Regions from separate parts of the Homo sapiens genome. Here region 2 is linked to region 1. A link is a contact called in ENCODE Hi-C or POLR2A ChIA-PET data. All regions are on one chromosome and are shown on one strand. Each heading gives the region's core, a stretch centred on a gene start or an enhancer-like site at or near the end of the contact. The rest is flanking DNA. Distances are from core to core; before and after follow the strand shown. Region 1 holds the start of ADIPOR1 (adiponectin receptor 1). Region 2 holds the start of PPFIA4 (PPFI scaffold protein A4).

The links. Hi-C counts contacts between places; a loop is a spot of excess contacts on that map. ChIA-PET counts read pairs that join two places held with the same protein, here RNA polymerase II (POLR2A). Pooled maps may share reads with other maps.
Region 2: a loop to region 1 is called in a map of CD4-positive, alpha-beta T cell, with 12 times the contacts of the local background. The contact joins the promoter of PPFIA4 here to the promoter of ADIPOR1 in region 1. A Hi-C loop is called at or near these places in 11 of 168 maps with a recorded cell type or tissue (B cell, CD4-positive, alpha-beta T cell, CD4-positive, alpha-beta memory T cell and 6 more), 11 of 37 single-sample maps with no recorded cell type and 20 of 50 pooled maps. POLR2A ChIA-PET finds 5 or more read pairs at or near these places in 4 of 52 experiments (CD4-positive, alpha-beta memory T cell, H1, K562 and 1 more).

Annotation. Positions count from the first base shown.
Region 1 is chr1:202,955,212-202,960,378 of GRCh38, forward strand. ADIPOR1 (adiponectin receptor 1) reads right to left here and starts at 3,101. Exons shown (of 8, transcript NM_015999.6): 1 at 2,974-3,101. RefSeq lists silencers at 2,770-3,329, 3,630-3,679.
Region 2 is chr1:203,024,412-203,029,578 of GRCh38, forward strand. PPFIA4 (PPFI scaffold protein A4) reads left to right here and starts at 2,080. Exons shown (of 30, transcript NM_001304331.2): 1 at 2,080-2,218. It overlaps TMEM183A (transmembrane protein 183A), which reads left to right. Exons shown (of 8, transcript NM_138391.6): 8 at 1-437. RefSeq lists a silencer at 1,870-2,179 and an enhancer at 2,006-2,527.

The sequences.
Region 1 (5,167 bases), core at 1,851-4,350:
CTTCCCCAACAGAAGTCTTTTTTTTTTTTTAAAAGGGTCTTGCTCTGTCATTCAGGCTGGAGTGCAGTGGTGTGATCTCAGCTCACTGTAGCCTCAATGTGCCAGACTCAAGCGATCCTCCCACCTTAGCTTCCCAAGTCTTAGTAACCGGGACTACAGGCATGTGCCACCATGCCCAGCTAATTTTATTTTTTTGTAGAGACAAGGTCTCACTATGTTGCCCAGCCTTGGCATCCCAAAGTGCTGGGATTACAGGTATGAGCCACTGTGCCTGGCTGAAGAGGTGTTTTTGAGCCCTGACAGACAGGCAAACTTTGCTAATGTCATGACAAAAAAAAAAGTGAACAGTATACAGGCATATGAAGGATTTTAATGCCAGCCCATTTTTTCTTTTTGGAGTCAGGGTCTTGCTCCCAAGTTCAGCCAGTTCCAGGCCCAGGCTAGAGTGTGTGGCACGATCATAGCTTACTGCAGCCTATACTCCTGGACTCAAGCAATTCTCCTGCATCAGCCTCCCAAAGTGCTGGGATTACAGGTGTGAGCCACCGTGCCCAGCCAATGCCAGCCCCCACTTTTATTTTTGGAGACAAGGGCCTTGCTCTATCCCCCAGGGTGGAGTGCAGTGGCATGATCTGCTCACTGCAACCTCCGCCTTCCAGGTTCAAGCAATTCTCTTGCCTCAGCCTCCCAAGTAGCTGGGATTACAGGCACCTGCCACCACATCCGGATAATTTTTGTATTTTTAGTAGAGACAGGGTTTTGCCATGTTGACCAGGTTGGTCTCGAACTCCTGACCTCAGGTGATCCACTCGCCTCAGCCTCCCAAAGTGTTGGGATTAGAGGCATGAGCCACTGTGCCCGGCCTATGCCCCCAACATTTCTGAGCAGGAAAATGGGAATCAACTTTTAGCATGGTGAGAGGAACAAAATCCAGGAGGTGACATTAGGGACAAATGGACATAACAACGTTGATGAGTACTGGTCCAAGAAAAAAAACTCACCATAATTCACAAAGCGTCTAGATATAAAGACGACTGCTTATCTTACCTGTGTGATAATAAGTAGATGGGACAGGATAATGTAGCAGGAGTGTTAAAGGGTTTCAGTTTGGCTTTGTATTAGAAGTCAAAGGAAATTTCCTATGGGAATAGAGAACAAATACACTGGCCTAGAAAGAAGGGCAATTTCTAACCTTCATTAATCTGAGAATACCGATTGATTACTTACAATACGCATGGTGTTGTGGCCACAGAGACAAGGCAAAGAGGAGTCAGAGGGTTGAAATGGTTGTTGGCCTCTAAATGGGGGAAATAACTTTCCTAATATCACTACAAGGCTTAGTGCCATTATGTGCAGGAGGAATTCAAAAGAAAAGTGCAACTTTAGTTGAAGTGATCAGAAAAAGTTTTGTGGAAGATTTTATGACAGGAGATTGATAGATAGAGATGGAAACAGGGCATTCCAGGAGGGTATATGGTGTGAACATGCCATGAAAGAACACAGTCCCCAGGGCAGTAAACAATTCATTTTTCCATAGAGTCCTGGAAAGGTAAAATGAGGCCAGACTTAAAAAACTGAAAATAGCCTAAAAGCCTACTTAAGGTGGTGTACTTTATAAATCAGCAATGGGGATCAGTGGATTAATGTTGCTCCCTGTTATTTTTCTGAGATTCTCTCCTACCTGCAGGCAAAGTCTTGACCATTGAGAATAGAAAGCTTTCAGTTTCTACTCTACAATTAGGTATAGTTTTGCGGAGGTCTACCATAACATGGGCCTTCACAGGTAACATCAGTTTTTATGACTGATTTCCCAAGTGCAAATCACAATATGGGTACATAAAAGTTATTCCTGGAGTAAATACATTTAGTAGCTGCAAGCCGGTACCCTGACATTGCAATCTGTTTAGCACCACCCTAAATTCCTGGCAGTATACAGATAGTATACAACCTCAGGAACCGAAGTTGCACCATCGTAGCCTACCCAACTACTAGGAAAAGAGAAAAGCAGTGAACCGACCCCACTATTACTTCATTTCAGAAAAGAACCAGCCATTACAATCATTTGTTTTGTAGATGGCAGCCTATGTATTCTCCGCTGTATTTTCTAGCCCGTCTTCTGAATCACTTGAGGGAAGTACTATGGTTAATCTAGTAAAGTACCATGGCCTCCTAGCGCTCCTTTGACATCTGAAACGGTGTAAACTGAAATTGGCCTTGTCAGTTTCCCATTCTCCCAAAGAGCACCAGAAACTGAGGGAAAAAAAACACTTATCTATTTTCTTAAAAATCGAAGGCTTGAAGACCAAAATTCTCAAACAGAAGATAGAATACATCAATCCTAGATACCTAAGGTAATGAAATTTCATTTTCCCCCAAAGTACCTTCGATTCTGCCCCGCATTTCAGCCTTCAGGATTACCTTAACCCTGCAGAGCGATCACCAACCTCCCTTCCCACCCCATCAAAGTGAGGGCACTGTCAGGACTTGACCTGCCAAAGATTGTTGGTGGAGGAACCTTAGGGCTTCCTGGCAACCCAATGCGGCTGTTCCCCGCTGAGAGGCGGTTCGCGACCTAGGCCCGCAGCCCTCCCTCCCCACGCGCGGCGGCCTCGGGGCCAGGCTTAACTCTGGCTCTCTGGTCCCGATCTGGGGAACCCATGCATCTCCACCCCGTGGGGCTAAAGGCGCAGCACTCACAGGACTGCCGGGAGTCGGGGGACAGCCGGGGACGAGCGCCCACCGCACCTAGGCCGCCTCGGAGGCGGCGCGCAGTGGGAGGGGCCGGAAATGTTTACAACCTGACCGGCTGGATGCCTGGAGGCCAGGCGGCTCCTTGGCTGGGGCCCGAGCCCCCTGGCAAGTCGGAGCGGGTTCCCCCAACAGCTGTCTCCTCCGCAGGCCTGGGTCGGGGCCCCCGGGGTCCCCGCGCTCCCGCCGAGTCCCTGCCCACCGCGCAGCCCCTGGGAGACTTACAGCCGGGCAGGCGGGCTCTGCTGGGGGCCGCGGTCCCCCGCGCTACATCCCGCGGCGCTGGAGGCGGCCTGCGGCCGAGCGGCCCCGATCTTCAGCGCCCTCCCCGCGCCGGAAGGGGCGCGCGACCTCCCGCGTCACCTCCGCAGCCGCGTCACCTCCTCGCGGGCTCTGCCTGGGCCCTCCAATCCTAGGCCCTCTCGCGGAGTCCCAATCACAGGCCCGCGCCCGCCGGCCACACCTCCCGCCCCGGGCCCCGCCCTGCTGCCCCGCCTTCCCTGCCGCCTGCCCACCTCCCCGCCGCAGCCAGGTAACCTCCACCCGCCCCGGGGTAGAGGACGTTCGTCGGATTCTACACTCCACCTCGTTATCGCAGCCTGAAGTGCGTGATGGAGAAGAAATTTCAGAGAATGAGACAGAACGTCGGGAGGGAATGCTGAATTTTCTACCATACACCTTATCTCATCTCCTCTGTCCCCAAGGCTAGTCGTTTCACCTCTGAAACACTTCTTAATCTCTTCTTCAACCGCATGGTCCTTCCTTCCCTTCCACAAACTATTTATTGAGCCCCTACCATGTGCCAGGCCCTGGGCTAGACCTCAGTCTGCCTCCTGTTATTTTCTTATCAGAGAGCAGAATTGTTTCTAACTACTCTTGCTGGTGAACCCGTGCCCCAGTTCCTGCTCCCACAGGCACCTAGAGTGCAGATCGCGAGACAACATAGGGTAGTGCAGCCCTTGTCTGAACCACACAACACAGAAGGGGATTTCAGGGTCTGGCCATTTTCTCATTTCTCCCAAGAATGAAATAGTATTATTTTATTCCCACTTTTCAGATGAGGTAACTATCATTTGGAGGGGTTCACTAATATGCTCAAGGTCACAGACTGGCCAGGGACAGAAGCTTGGCTCTATGTGACTCTAGAGCCCCATGCTCTGGAGCCCCAGATACAGCAATACACAGTTGCTGAAAAGCAGAAAAGCAATGTCAATCTTCCTCTTGTGAGCAAACCTTTAACTCACAGGATTATCATAAGGATTAAACTATCTGATGTAGATAGAGTACTTGGCACAGTACCTCAATATGGCTGTTAACTCAAAAAAATTTTTAATTTTTCTTTTTTAGGGACAGGTTCTTACTGTCACCTAGGCTGGAATGCAGTGGTGCAATCATATCATAGCTCACTGTGCAACTAGTGCCATTCTAGAGGCAGAGAAAGTGACTCATTGTAATCTGATATAGGTGCTTCAGGGACGTGGGGTTAATTCTCTTGGTCCTAGTTAAAAGCATGGGCTCTGGAGTCACATAGAGCCAAGCTTCTGTCCCAGGCCAGTCTATGATCTTGAGCACATTACTGAACCCCTCCAAATGATAATTACCTCATCTGAAAAGTGGGAATAAAATAATACTATTTCATTGGGTCTTTGTCAGGATTGAGTGAGATAATTCATGCAGGCTCTTATTATGAGGCCTAGCCAATGGTAAGTGCTTTATAAATGTTAGCTATTACCGTGTTGCCATTTGTATAAAACCCTCAGAAACTTTTCACTGTCCACAGGATTGAGTCCAGGTTTCTTCAGCATAGTGTTTCGAGGCTCTTTGCGAGCTGGCTCTAACTTCTAAGGCCTCATCATTCTCCATTTTCCCTCTGGCATGTTGGGCCTTGGTGAACTAGTTCTCTGAAGTGAACTTCTCTTTCATTCCTCCAGGCTGTTGCACATGCTGATCCTTCTGTTGGACTGCCCTTCTCATTGTCTGCTGCAAGATGCCAGCAGTTTACAATGCCCACTTCTAGGTTTGACTTTGGCCTCAGACAATCCTAAATTCACATTTAGGCTCTGTCAGCCACTGACCAGCTGTATGACCTTTGGTAAATTATTAATCTTCAGCTCACATGATTATCATAAGGATTAAATTATGTGATGTAGATCGAGTACTTAGCACAGTACTTGGTACATGGCTGTTAACTCAAAACCATTTTTGTTTGTATTTTTAGGGACAGGCTCTCAATCTGTCACCTAGGCTGGAGTACAGTGGTGTGATCATAAGATCATAGCTCACTGCAGCCTCGAACTCCTGGGCTTCACGGGATCCTCTCAACTCAGCCTCCCAAGTAGCTGGGCTACAGATTCGTGCCACCATGCCCAGTTAATTTTTTATTTTTGTAGAGATAGGGTCTCACTATGTTGCCCAGGCT
Region 2 (5,167 bases), core at 830-3,329, 68 kb after region 1:
CAGGAGGTGGGCATTAAGACAGTATTCTTTAAAAGTGAAAATCTTGTGAGGCAAACTGCTAAATTCACATTTTTGTTTTTTTTTTTTTACCATCTTCCCTAGGAATATTCCTAGAAAGCATCTGCTTAATTTTGCTGCTAACAGCTAACCTTATCCCACGTTGAGGGTGGTATTAAAACTGTTCACACAGAGTGAGCCTGGGTCAGTCAAAAACAGAATTTGGGCATTTGAGTGATAACAGACAACCTAAGGACAATGAGCACTTTGCAGATCTCTACAATTAAAAGTTGCCTCTTTGAGGCAGGAGGGGAGAAGCACAGTCCCTGCCAGGTTGCCTGAACTAAAGATGCCATGGAGCAGGAGTGTCTTGGTGCATTGTTCCCCGCTTAGGAGTACCTTTAAAAAGGGGGTGAAATAAATTTGGCTTAATAATTGTATTCTGACTCAGCTCTGAGTTTTTTGTGTCAAATTCCATGGTATGGTGACAGATACAGTACTAGATACTGCCTCAGCTCTCTCTCAGCATAATATTGACAAACATTTGGTAAAATGTGTTACCAGTCGTTATCTTGGCTTCAGCCTTCCTCTGCATTGGCTGAGTTGCCGTTTCTAGCATGATACATGCTTTATTAGTGACAGGATGTGAAGTGTCTCAGGGATTTCCTTTTGGTGAGGACCCCAGACCACCCGAAGAAGAATTAGAACTTTCTGGACTACAGGTTATATACTGTGATTTTGCTCTGTCAAGCAACATAAATTGATCCTTGAACGCTGTGAGAGTTATGGACACAGACCCTCACACAGTTGAAAATCTGCTATGACTTTTGACTGCCCGAAAACTTAATAGCCTACTGTTGACTGGAAGCCTTATTGATAACATAAACAGTTGATTAATGTGCATTTTGTATATGTAGTATATACCTTATTATAATAAGCTCGAGAAAAGAAAATGTTATTAAGAAAATCAAAGAAGAGAAAATACATTTACTGTTCATTAAGTGGGTCATCATGTTGAGCAGGCTGACGAGTAAGAAGAGGAGGGGTAGTCTTGCTGTCTCAGGGGTGGCGGGGAAGGAAGAAAATCTGCATGCAACTGGCCCTGTGCAGTTGAAGGCCCTGTTGTTCAAGGGTCACAGATTTAGCTTCACTTACCCACCCCTCAGATCAGAATTACTCAAGATTTCCCTGTCTTCAAAGAGACGCAAGGAAATTATGCCAAATGGTGAATATATTGGGTGGAAGATAAATGAGAGAAGGTTGTATGTGTCACTGATCTCAACTATAGCATTTGCTGCTGATATAGAACATGCTGTGTATATATCTATAAATACACACACATGAACACATTGCATGTATATAAAAATTGTTCACACTTTTAGTGGTGCTTACTGGGTATTGGTAAAGGATTGAGTAGGCACTGTGATGAAACTTCACAAAGCAGATGGAAAAGATGCATTAATAGCCACAGGGGGCAGGGTAAGGGAGCAATTCAGGAAAATGGAGAGGCTTAGCTAAAATTTGTCAGTCAGGAATTTTGGCATTTGAGACTTGTTTTCATACTATGTATATGTAATAGACAAACCCTTCATTTTGTAGTAACAGTGTTAGAACAGCCAGGTGCCTGAAGGCAAGCGACACAATTCACTGAAGAGCATACTACAGATGTAGTATCCGGATATCAAGTTTCCCCACTTAAAAAATGGGTGCGATCAAAGGAAAAGCAAGGAACGGGCAGGAGAGCAAGCGTGAAAGGTGACAAACTTGACAATTACAAGGCCGAGACTAAGGCCAATTTAGGGAACGGGCTGTTAGACTAGGAACAAGGGCGAGTTCAGAGGGAGGGGCAGAATGTGGGCAGCACTCCTGGGCCCTGAGACCCTTCTGCGGAATAAAACTCTGGCACTTCGCCACCTCCTAGGCTGAACCAAGATGGCGCGCGGCCTCAAAGCGGCGCTCTCGTCACGTGCCCGGACCCGAGGCGCTTGGGGGCGGGAGGCGTGGCCTCGGTCGCGGCAGCCCAGCCCCGCCTAGGGGGCGGAGCCGGGGGGGGTTGTCCGCGGAGGAAGGGGGCGGGGCCCCGCGGCCGCGCGCTTGGGCGGCGGAGGCTGCAGCTACCTCGGCGCCGGCTCGGCTCTAGGACGTGTCGGGCTGCACGGGTCGGGGGCGGCTCCCTGCTGCTTCCGAGCCTAGCCGCCTGGCCTTCGGCATTTGCAGGCAGGTGAGCGCCCAGAGCCTGGACTGGGGTAGGATGCGTCTTTTCCCCATCTCCAGCTCCCCTCGACAGTTTGGGGAGGGGTCTCGTCTATCGCACCTCGGGAAACAGCCCTTTTTGACTCCGTATGTGCTACCTCCGGCAGGCGTCGGTACTGCTTACCCTGCCGCCCCTCGCCCTCCTTTGCGGTGCCCTGTGCCCTTGGGGGTGAGGATAGGGGCGATGCCTGATCTGCGGGGAGGGCGTGGAGTGCGCCCTCTGCTCCATCGGCTTCAGGGGAGGGGGCCGAGTTGGCGAGTCTCCCGGTGGGAACGGAGCAGACTGCGCCCCCATTTCCCCTCCAGGAGAGTCAGAAAAAGCGCCTCTCGGCTCCGGGGCCAACCCCACTCCTTTGGGGACGCGATTCTGATGGGCTGAGGTCTTCGCTCTTCGCGGGGGTCTTAATCTTTCCCGAGTTGCTCATAGCACCCCTGTTCCTGTCGCTAGCTCTCCATTCCTCGAACTGCCAGCCTCAGTCTGTGCCAGAGATGCCCCCATCTCCGCAGTGCCAGGGCGGTGGGGTGGAAGGAGCGGCCAACCCGAGGCCTGGTGGGGGTGGGGACAGGGGTGGGCGCAACAGGAAAAGAGGGCTGGAATAGAGATGCCTGAACTGGGAGGGTGGGAGTGGGGCGCTGACTTACGTCCACGCAGTAGGGATGTTTTCCAGCGCAGATTTTGAGGTTTTGATGGTGGGTGGGAAGAGAGAGGTCGGGCTGGAGGACTTGGAGACATGGTGTAGGTGGTTTTCTTCGAGAAGGAGGAGGGATCCAGGACAAGGTGCCACTAGGAGCTGATGTCACCTTTGAGGAGAGGTGTGCTGGTAGTTTCCATCAGAGGAGCAGGAGAGTTGGGGCCGTTCTGTGTGGAGAGCAAGTGGTTAAGGAGGCGCTGCTTCGCAGGGAGATCCCCTCCTGGTGTGAGCTTAAGGGTCCCCTCCAGGAGCCAGGTTTCAGGGATTTCCCATAGTCCTTTCCAGAGTTCTTGGATCTGGTACCTAGTACTTTGCTCAACATCCAGCAAACATTTGTTGGACACCTACTATCTGCCAGATACTATGCTCGGTGCTAGGTCTTCTGAAGGCAATTTACAGCCACGGAGTAGCTGAAAGGTACACATAGGAGGCACACATAGCAGGTATTCTGTTAACACCCTTCTCACCGCCCATCCCCATTCTGTTACATTGCTGTTGGATTAGAAAAAGAAAGAACTGTGTCCACGTGCTTTCAAACAGCTGTCTGAATTAGACTCCAACCTACACACCCCCTACCACTATTAACTGGCCAGGTAGTCCCAGGGAAGCTGCCTAAGCAAAAGGGCAGCTTGAATGATTTCCCTTGGTTATTTTCTCAGATTTTGTCCTGAGGCTTGAGGAGGCTTCGTGGGGTAAACGGTATCTCAAAGTAAGGAGATAATGAATGACAAAATGGTTATTGGGGGCCAAGAATGTCCTAGACACTCTGTGTAGTGGGAGACGCCATCTCTGGAAGATGGAATAGTGTGGGGGAGGAGGGTGTAGAAGGGAATTCGCATCCAGTGGAGTTGGGGTTTGTGCTGCTGAGCATGTCGTGATGTCAGAACCGTGTGGTGCATGAGGTCTGGCTGCTGGGCTGTAAAGGAGGGCTGGAGGGGCAGGGCATGGCAGGCAGCCAGGCTCCTGGGTCTCATCTCTGAGTTGATTGCTGAAATCTTAGAGTTGGAAAGAGTTGTCAGGGATGGCTTATAGGTCCTCACAGAGCCTCTGAGGATGGCAGAGCTAGAGCTAGGCAAGAGAATGAGTAGTCAGGCTGTGGTGGTGATGAGGTGGGGATGAAGGCTCAGCAGGGCTGGGGAGCTGGGTGTTAAGGGGGTTTTAAGATATGGGCAGCTAGCCGAGGCCTTCGAATGCCAAGGACATTCTTCCCTGGGCTTTAGGCCCTACTGTGTTGGCTCCATAGGTGAGTTGCTGTAGAAACAAGGTGTGGCAATTGAGTGGTATGGGGTGTGTGTGTGTGTGCACACGCGTGTGTGAGTGTGTGTGCTTGTGCATGTGTTGGAGAGGAGGAGAGGTGAGGAGCAGGGAGGACTGAGGGAGTGAAAGCTGCCTCAAAGTCTGGGTCCTACGTAGGGAATTGAGAGAAATGGAGGGGAGGGAGTGGGGTCAGAGGGAGGGACAAGTGTGTATTGCAGCCACATGAAGTCACCATCTGTCCCCCTCTGGCCTGCTAGCTCACGGACCTATAATTAGCTCTGGAGGGCATACGGTGCTGGCTCACAGGAGCGTGGGACTTCGGGTGGCCAGCAGAGTGGAGGATTCAGAGGGACCATGGTCCTTGATGTACTGTGGAAGGGGCTGCTTCTAGGGGACCCTCTGCATTTGCTGTACTGGGAGGGGCCTGAGGCAACTGAGAATGTCACAGGGACAGGGCTGGTGGGGGAAACAGCAGTGGGGGAAGGAGCTCTAAGCGAGGATGGCAGGAGACTCCAGGGCTGGTCTGAGCCTGAGACCTCCCCGTTTGTTGCCTGGCTGCTGGCCCACTGCACAAGAAGCACGATTGCTGCCCAGCTCATTGCTCTGCCTTCAGAGAGGCTCGGGTGCTGCAACCTCGGGGCCTCCTTGAGGTGTCTCCATCCCCCCAGGTGAAGTCAGCTGTAGCGTGGAATAGCCATCTGCCTTTCACTTGGTGGCTGAGAGGCCTTGGCTGGGGATGCTTCGTTCTGAGAGAGTTGGAGGAGAAGCTGCCACCAGTTAATTCCGTTGGTCAAACTCCACGTGGTGCTCAGCACTGACCCCCTGGCTGTGCCAGAGACTGAGTGTTTGGTCACATGCTTCTCTGTACTGCTCTCCAGTGATTACATGTGTATCTGTGTTCTCTCAAGTAGCCTGTGAACTTTCTGTCTTACATGTCTTTTGCTTTCATAACAGTATCGGATGCATGG